2 separate regions of the Homo sapiens genome follow, and region 1 is linked to region 2. Evidence: chromatin loops called from intact Hi-C (ENCODE). Cell type or tissue: mammary epithelial cell. All regions are shown on one strand. Links, peaks and the distances in the headings refer to the core of each region. The heading gives the core; the rest is flanking DNA.

The links. Hi-C counts contacts between places; a loop is a spot of excess contacts. Peaks named below come from ENCODE experiments on the same cell type or tissue, not always from the same donor. Only the 100,000 strongest peaks of a DNase experiment are listed, where the experiment ranks them.
Region 1: it touches region 2 in a loop (2.7-fold over the local background); 4 of 110 quality-filtered maps call a loop at or near these places.

Annotation. Positions count from the first base shown.
Region 1 is chr11:35,513,633-35,518,029 of GRCh38, forward strand. The region is part of intron 1 of PAMR1 (peptidase domain containing associated with muscle regeneration 1); the gene reads right to left. Among named protein-coding and RNA genes, the nearest start is that of PAMR1, 9.8 kb to the right of the region's middle. In mammary epithelial cell, for the core only: no CTCF peak of the experiment used is centred there; DNase peaks (open chromatin) are centred at 1,829 and 2,959.
Region 2 is chr11:35,582,464-35,586,860 of GRCh38, forward strand. No RefSeq gene overlaps it. Among named protein-coding and RNA genes, the nearest start is that of FJX1, 34 kb to the right of the region's middle. In mammary epithelial cell, for the core only: no CTCF peak of the experiment used is centred there; a DNase peak (open chromatin) is centred at 2,058; H3K27ac peaks cover 1,531 bases.

The sequences.
Region 1 (4,397 bases), core at 237-4,236, 69 kb before region 2:
GAAAGATTAAGTACCTTAATCAAGGTTATACAGTAAGTGGCAGAGCTGGGACTCAGTCTGTGTGCATCAGAAGCCCATGTTCTCATTTACAACACACTCCCCAGACCACCTGTATTGAAACTACCTGGGATGCTTGCTTAAAAGTCTTATTCCTGGACCACAGTCCAGACATCTTCCCTCAGAATCTCTGGAGGTGGGAGCAAAGTCTCTGCCTCTCAAATAAGCATATTCCTTTGAAAATCACAGTTTGGTGATGCTGCTTTTACTATATCCAGGAGAATGCGTTACCAAAAAGGCACCTTCCCTCCAGTCCATGTAAAGCTGTACTTTGCACTGGTTCTCCTTTCCCACTTGTCTAAAGATGAAAGATAATAATCCTGACTTCTTAGTGGCCTTGAAAGGGATTCTGATCTTCTGGGCTATACTCTGAACCCACATCCATGGAATCTGCCCCTCCTTTATGCTGCTGGACAACCACGGACAAGAAACCTTGCCACGGCATTTCCCTACAGCCTCGAGAGGATGGAGGCACAGGGATGAGATTGTTGATGTCACTGCAGTTGAAAAAACACAATGAGCATAAAGGGTTTTTGAAGAAAAAAATGCATATTTGTCAGACATTACCATTATTCTCTGCAGAACAGAAAAAGACACAGATGGCAAGGGAACGAAGGAGGCGAGATGTAATGTCTCCTCCAGGGGCCCACACATACATGGCCTTTTCAAGCAGTCTGTTCAGGTTTATATCATGGCATTGTGGGCTCCACCCACTTGCTTTTACATTTCCTAGTCCCTTTTCTCTAATCCCTCTTCCATTTATCTTGCCCCCTGCTGCTTTACTTTAAAAACAGAAATTCTACATCCATACCCAAAGGGAACAAAACCCAAACTCTAGGAGCTTGAAGGTGCCCCCAGTTGCCATTATCCTCAACAACTGTGGTGCTGGAAATCCTTGAAGGACAGCTGCTTCTGGGTTATTTCAAATGTTGGAATATGAGCTGAATAGGTCTTATTTTTATTAGCATTGGTTACTGAATAAAATAATTGAATAATGCATCTAAAAATATTTGGCGGCCAGGTGTGATGGCTCATGCCTGTAATCCTAGAGCTTTGGGAGGCCGTGGTGGGGAATGGCTTGAGGTCAGGAGTTTGAGACCAGCCTGGGCAACATAGCAAACCCACCCCCGCACCACACCCCCTGGTTTCTACAAAAAATTTAAAAATTAGCTGGGCATGGTGGTACACAACTGTGGTCCCAGCTACTCAGGAAGCTGAGGTGGGAGGATCACTCGAGCCCAGCAGGTCAAGACTGCAGCAAACCATGATTGTGCCACTGCACTTCAACCTGGGTGACAGACCAAGATCCAGTCTCAAAAAGAAATAAATAAAACTTGGCTATACAATTCAACAAATATTATATCAATCAAAGCACTAGAATGACGACATTAAAAACAATGAAATATAAGCTATACCCTAAAAATCCAATCTCGTTTTCCCAAGACCCAAGAATTCTACAAACTATCCCACCTGTTCCCAGGCTTGCACACTTTAAAATCTTCTTTCTGAGTCAGAGTGCATTAGGACTACATCAGGGGTCTTGATCTGCCACTGTCTACCTCTTTGCCAAAAGCTTCCAGAATTACTGTTACTGTCCTCCTATCCAGATTCCCCTATGTGAAGCAGAAGCCAGATTTTCTGTCCACCAAAGGCAGCTGGCCAACAACAGATGTCAAGTGTAGAAATATGTTGAGCCAGGGTGATGCATTTGTAATGGTATGTCCAATGGGTCCCGAAGCCCTGAGCTGACAGCAACTTCAGGCAGGCTAGTCCTTATTATAGTTACCTCCCCCAGCTCTGCAAGCTAGAACACGATCAAGGGAAACTTCTTTTTGCCTGAGGATTCCTGGCTGGCTCTAAGCTTGAATCACAACAGGTGGATGGCCATGAGCAACGTCTCATCTGCAGACTTTTAAGGGGGCCTCAGTGTTTGGGGTGGAGCATCATTAGCCCAGAACCACCTGTTCTATAAGACATTATCCCTCACATGCCTACAAGAACCTGCCACCAGCCCTATTTCAAACACAGAGAAATGAAGCCATGGCATGTGAAAGGCATTTCTCCTAAGGCTGGAAGGTGGATGCATGTTAAAACCAAGGAGAGAGAGCAAGTGTCAACAGACAGATGTATGCCAAGTCTTTTGGGATTCTCTTTTTTTTTCTCTCTCTGACAGAGTCACAGATGAATAGAATGGGACTTTGGCCTGAAAAAGGGAGCCTCAAGAGGATCATGTAAGTTTCGTCAAACTATAGACGAAAACACCCAGTATCATTCCTTCTCAATTCCTTGTGAAACTTGTGTTAGTGAGAACAGTACAAGAAGGAAGGGGAGGAGTATATGACAACTTTAATTTCTCAAGTATTCCCATTTTGCCAGGGAACTATGCTAAGTATGTTAAATGGATTATCTCATTTAATACCTGCAGTCAACCTATGATATAGACACAATTATCCTCAGTCTGCAGATTGGAAGGTGATAGGGCCACATCAGCGAGGGGAAGTAACTTGCTAAATAAAACCAGCCATAAACGACAGAGCGAGGATTCAAACCCTGATCAGTGTTTCAAACCACAATACTTTATACCCCATGCATGTGCACATACTTACATATACACACACAAATATGCACCTCATATGCCTACTTTTATTATGCTGTGTGCATGCACATGTAAACTTACATCCATTCTAAGAAATCTGTATCAAAGATGAATTCGGTATATATTCAGTGGGGGCTGAAAAGATCATAGTTTCCCAAAATCCACTTAGGCAAGATGTCCTTTAAAGGAGCAGCTGATTTCATTCCTCATCCATTGTCACTGCAGTCATCCTGTCTGAAACAAGTCCGGGCAGAGAGAGAAGGCACACAATGCTAGGGCCAAGGGAAAAACCGTGTTGCATGACAACAAGAACAATATTTAGCGAAGGCAGGAATAAAGTAGGTCCCACAAACAACAAACAAGGGGTCAATGAACAGCGCAAACCCATGTGCTGTCTCTATGGGATACAGCCCCAGTGTAAACAGACAGACCACTTTCAGGTTGTGCAAATCAAGGTCACAGTGACTGGGCTCTACCAGAACTGACAAACACAAGAGAATTTTGACCACAAATTGGACCACAATTCTTACTTTACATTATAGTCAAATGTTTGGTAGTCGATGATGATCTAATGAAATATCAGTCAGGTAGAAACAGTGACAATGCAGGGGGCAGCTCAAACAAATAATCGCAAGGGATTAGAGAAGCCTCTGTGAGAGGGGGGAAGGGGAAAAAAGAGGTGGGAGAAGGGAGTGATTAGACCCTAGACTTAATGTCCCAGGGATTAGAAGGATGCTCAAATATTCTCTGTAGACTGACGATAATTGTATCTGACATGATACATCTAGCTGAGAAGTCAAGTCACAGCTCTTCTCACTCCCCCAGACTGCCACATCATCAGGCGTGCTAACAAATGAGATTCACAGCTCAGTTTGCCAAATGATCCAAGACCACTCACATTACTACAAGCACCTGGAATACAGGAAATGAGTTTTCTCCATAGCCCAAATTGATTAGTGCTGGCAAGAACCTTTCTCATAGGAACATGGATGTGCCATCATCTCATGGCCCTTTCAACATCTCAGCAAACGTTAAGTGATGAGGACATCAGACTTCCTACTCATACCTCAGCAAAAGTCTGAAGAGAAGCCCATGATTCTTAGACTTTCAAAGTCCCTTCCTACCCTTTCCTCTGTAATGGTGAGATATTCTTCCATGTTTTATGCCTTATGGGCAAGAGGTCAGAGTTTTCCAAACTGTATTCCATGAAGCACTAATTCCACTGGATGGTATAAGGTAAAAAGACAAAAAGAGGCTCTGTGGTCAAACAACTTTGTGAAATATTTCATTATAAAAAATGAATTATAGCTTTCTTTACTGCAGGACTCTGCAGAGTCTATAATCTCCAAATCCCCCAGACTTATTTCATCATAACATCCTGGATTCTGTTTACTTTTGCTGAATATCTCCCAGGATTAGCATTTCCTGAAACCCATTTTGGGAAATGCCAAGCTGAACCATCAGTTCTCTCAGTAGATTGCAAGTGCCTTCAGAAAAAGGACTTTGTCCTGTTCATCTTGATATTGCCAACACCTATAACCATGCCTGGCACCCGATAGGGGCTTGATAAGGATTACTAAATAAATACATGAATATGGACATGGGAGCATGTGTGATTCCAAGTGTAAAGGCTATTTGTGACAAAGACCGATGTTAGAATCTTCTCTTGCTGTGACTTTTCAGAGTCTCTATTGTACAGAAAGAGGAATCCATTGGGTCCATTAGTGAATATTTTTGTTGACTG
Region 2 (4,397 bases), core at 75-4,074:
AAGCAGAACTGTGCTATGTTTCCTGATTTATGTAGGTCATTTTCTGTGTTGTCACATTTCCTATTCATTCGCTTGTTCATTTCTTCTTTTATTCACCCAACAATACTTATTTTTTTAGACAGAGTCTCACTCTGTCGCCCAGGCCAGAGTACAGTGGCGTGATCTTGGCTCTCTGCAACCTCCACCTCCTGGGTTCAAACGATTCTCCTGCCTCAGCCTCTTCAGTAGCTGGGACTTCAGGCGCCACACCCAGCTAATTTTTTGTATTTTAAGTAGAGATGGGGTTTCACCATATTGGCCAGGCTGGTCTTGAACTCCTGACCTCATGATCTGCCCGCCTTGGCCTCCCAAAGTGCTGGGATTACAGGCATGAGCAACCACGCCCAGCCTAACAATACTTTTAAGAGTCTAATTCTTCTAGTCACTAGAGAATCAGTGGTAAGTTACACAGCCATGGAAATATCTTGTTTTAGGTAAAATAGACAATAAAAGTGTGAACAAAAAAAAAGAAGAAAATATCTGATCATTATAATACCCTAAGGAAAATAAAACAAGATGATCCAATAAAGAATTACTTTTAGAGGGTGGAGGAAGAAAATCTATTACTTGTATGTCCAATCATGTTTTCAGCTACTTTCTTTTCTTGTCCCACAAACTCTATTTTGGAACATTAAGACAGGTCGACCTAACCTGACTCCAGTTTGTTTTCTCCCCTGGCATGAACATTGGCTTAGACTACATACTCCAGCCTCTGCCTTTCCCTACCAATGTTATTGCTGGCAAGCCCAATCCCTCCAATACTGTAAGCTGCTCTGTACATCCCTCTATACACAGGGGACAGGGTTGGTCCTGCAGTGATGAATAAACATTTCTTCTGTATTAGTAACTCCTCTAATTTGTCTTGGACTATCATTATTTTTTCCTTTCAGGAAATAAAACCCCAAACAAACAAGGGTCTAAGAAGCCATGTGAGAGTAAAGCCTACCAGGTCACACTCAGTTCTGGGAACACTCAGCCCTCCCCTAATTAATTGCAATAGTTGAAGCATTAGCCACACAGCTAGATGAGAAGGAAGCATGAAGTTCTAAGAGTGTTGGGCTGGAAGTCAGAAGACCTGTATTTTTGCCCCAGCTCACCATTAACTAAATGGGCAATCTCAAATAAATGTCTTCTTCTCTGGCACCTGCCATACAATAAGCACATAATCTATTTTGTTGAATGAGTGGAACAGGATCTTATACTACCACTGCCCCTATCAGCTAAAGTAGAGATTCAGAGGCTGTAACAAAGAGACCTCAAAATATAGTGGCTTAAACAGCAAAGAGGTTTATGTCTCTCTAATGCAACAGAATAGTGGTAAGGAGGAGAGGTTGGCAGCTCTGCTCTGCCAGGATATCCTGGGACCCAGGTTTCTTTTATTTTCTTCCTCTAGATCTTTTTAGGGTGGTGCTGCATGGCTGATGCTGATTCAGCAGTGCCACATCCAAGTACCAGCCAGAGAGAAGAGGAAAAGAGAGTAGATGTGAAAGACTTACACTCAAGCTCCCATTCACAAGAAGCTGATCACATGGCCACAACAAGCTTCAAGGGAGACTGGGAAATGTGGCCTCTAGCTGATTAGCCATGATGCCTGAAAGCACCTATGGAGTAGGGGAGAATTTTCTTACTAAAAGAGAAAAGGAGAGAACAGACACAGTTGGACATATAGCAGTCTCGGACATGCCTATAACAAGATTCCATACTCAAGTCTATTATTCTATTGAGTAATGAATTGTATTGTCATGTAATCATTTAATTTTATTTGGCTTCTTTTTTTTGCCCAGAATTTTGCTTTGATTCCAACTTCAAACCTACTACTGACCTAAACCTAATGTCTTTGGGTATGTATGTTTTAATGTGAGGTCCATGGCTCCCACAGGCCCCCCTAAGGGGAGTCTTAAAATTTTTTACGAGGATCTTTTTAATTGGAGGTCTTCGTTTTGATCATAGTCTTAAAATTGAGTTTTACTATCTTCTGCATAATTCTAATGACTCATGATCAAATCATACCACAGGAATCCAGTGGCCTTGTTTATTCCAGTGGCACAGATGTAAGCTTTGCAAAGACATGTTGGGTTAACACAAATTAAGGCCAAATAAGTTGATAGTATACGTATACTTTACAAAGGCAGTTTCCATAGTAGTTCAAATAAAGAGAAATTGTGGAAAAATGGGTCATCACATGGCACCCAGTAGCATAGACATGCCAAATTTAAAAGAATTAATGAGGCAGCAGTCAATATCATGTTTTCATTTGAAAGGTAATTTGGTTTCAGCAAAACAACATCATCCTTCCCATTAAATTAAGGTTGTTAAATTGGCTTTGTAGTTTTGTTTGAATTTAACTTGTATTGAATTATATAATTTAACTTGTTTTTGGTTTTATATATATATCAGAGCCATAAGGATAAATTTGAAAGTAGCATTATAATTAAACAATTTAAGTAAACACTGGGAGGAAAAGTGGAAATTGCTTTTTTCTTTCAAAAGGCTCCATTTATTACTAAAGATTAAGGGGCAGAGTTAACATGAAGATTTTCAAACAGTGATTTCCCCCTAGACTATGATTCTAGTAGACCCTAAATATTTTTACCCTGGAAATACTTGTTTTAGATCTTGTCCACACTCACCACTCAACCTCAATGCCTACTCAGTTGCTGCCCTCTTTAGAAAAAGAAGAAACATGGAATTGTGTAATATTTGCAGCATTTCATGAACCAAAGAAATTTTGCCCAAGAGGATGGGTAGGTTACTCTCTGATTGCTAGTTGATTTCTGTTGCTTGAAAGGACAGGAAAGTGAAAAGTTCCTTCCTTTTCCTCTTGTCTTACCCATGACTGCAGTTTCTAGGGTAACTGCCTGAAAAGGGCAATAAACATTCCAGCCCCCTAACGCAAAGGTGTAGAAAGTGACAAATAGAGGGGTTCTGCAGCAGTGCGTACATCAGTCTATCTGGTGCTTGGAGATCCTTTGGGATGAGAGGTACTACATAACTTTAAGTTATAGAGACGCTTAATCAACCATTCTCCCACTGACCTGTGTTCTGTCCGTGATTTACTGGCACCTCTGTTTACCTACAGGATAATGGTCCTGGTGGGGAAGAGTATGAGGAAATAAATGACTAGGTGGGTGATTAATTGTCCTCGCACAACACAGGGTCTGGTACCAAGATCATTATTTCTATTGTATGACAAGAAAGAAAGAAGGAACAGTGAAGCAGTGTGCATAAATAATGGGAGAAAGATTTCTTCATTGCTCAGGAAAGCTTTGCTGTCCCATTCTTTTCAGACTTTCTGAAGTGGCCTGTCCCGTAGTGTGAATTCTCATCTCTCTCTTGAACCTTCAAAACTGGTCTTCACCAATCCATTTGACATGGGGCTAACAGATATTTGGGGGATAGTTTCCATCCTATTCACTACCAAATGCAAAGGGAGTATGGAACTGTTACTTTGCCCTTTCTGGAGCTTAACAATGCAAGCCACCTCCTGGGAGACAGCTCTGGGTTCCAAAAATAAGAGGCAGGAGAGAAGAATATATATTTGGTTTGAATGAAAACTATGAGTAAGGGCAGAGCAATATGGAGAAGAGTTCAGGACCCAAAGGCATCAGCTTTCAGCATTTTATTTTAATTAACTAAATCAAGCATTTAGCTCAGTTGTTCTCAATCCCAGTACATATTAGAAACACTTCACTTGGGAGCCTCCAAAAAAATACCAATGCCCAGGTCTCACCTCAGACCAATTAAATCAGAAAGAGGCCAATACCTTAAAATAACTGACCAAATGGAAATGAAATTCCTGGTCCTTGAAAGTAACTCTTTAGGAGACTTGGAGCATTGATTTCATCAGAGAATCCCTCGCCTGTCTATAGAGAGCAGCGGAGAAGAGCAAAGCACAAGCTGCTGTGGACTGTTCCAACTTCAACATTACTGCTTCCAATAGGAGGAAATAAATCACTAAAGAACTGTGCCTTATTTTAACTAGCCTGGGCTTTAATAGCCCATCAGCTTTGGTTTAAATGCTTTTCGATAGCACTGAGCATTTGACCTTAAGCAAAGCACTTGGATTCAACCTTGACATTTACCATAATTAGACAAAGAAGATTTTGCTCATTAAATATTATTTTTGTTTCTTGGACCATGAACTGAATTGTGAATGATCTCCAGTTTCAGGCAATGCAATGGCATGACCCTCAGTTCCTTGCAGCTGATAGCAGCTACAAGTCCCAATCTGCCCTCAACGGAAGGCAGGAGGCAAGGCTAGCATTTCCCACAGGTTCTCTTTGCTACTTGCAGCTACTGAGAAATGTCACAGAGGCTGGCATCCACCAAAGGGAGGATGGGTAGAGGGTCAGAGAGGT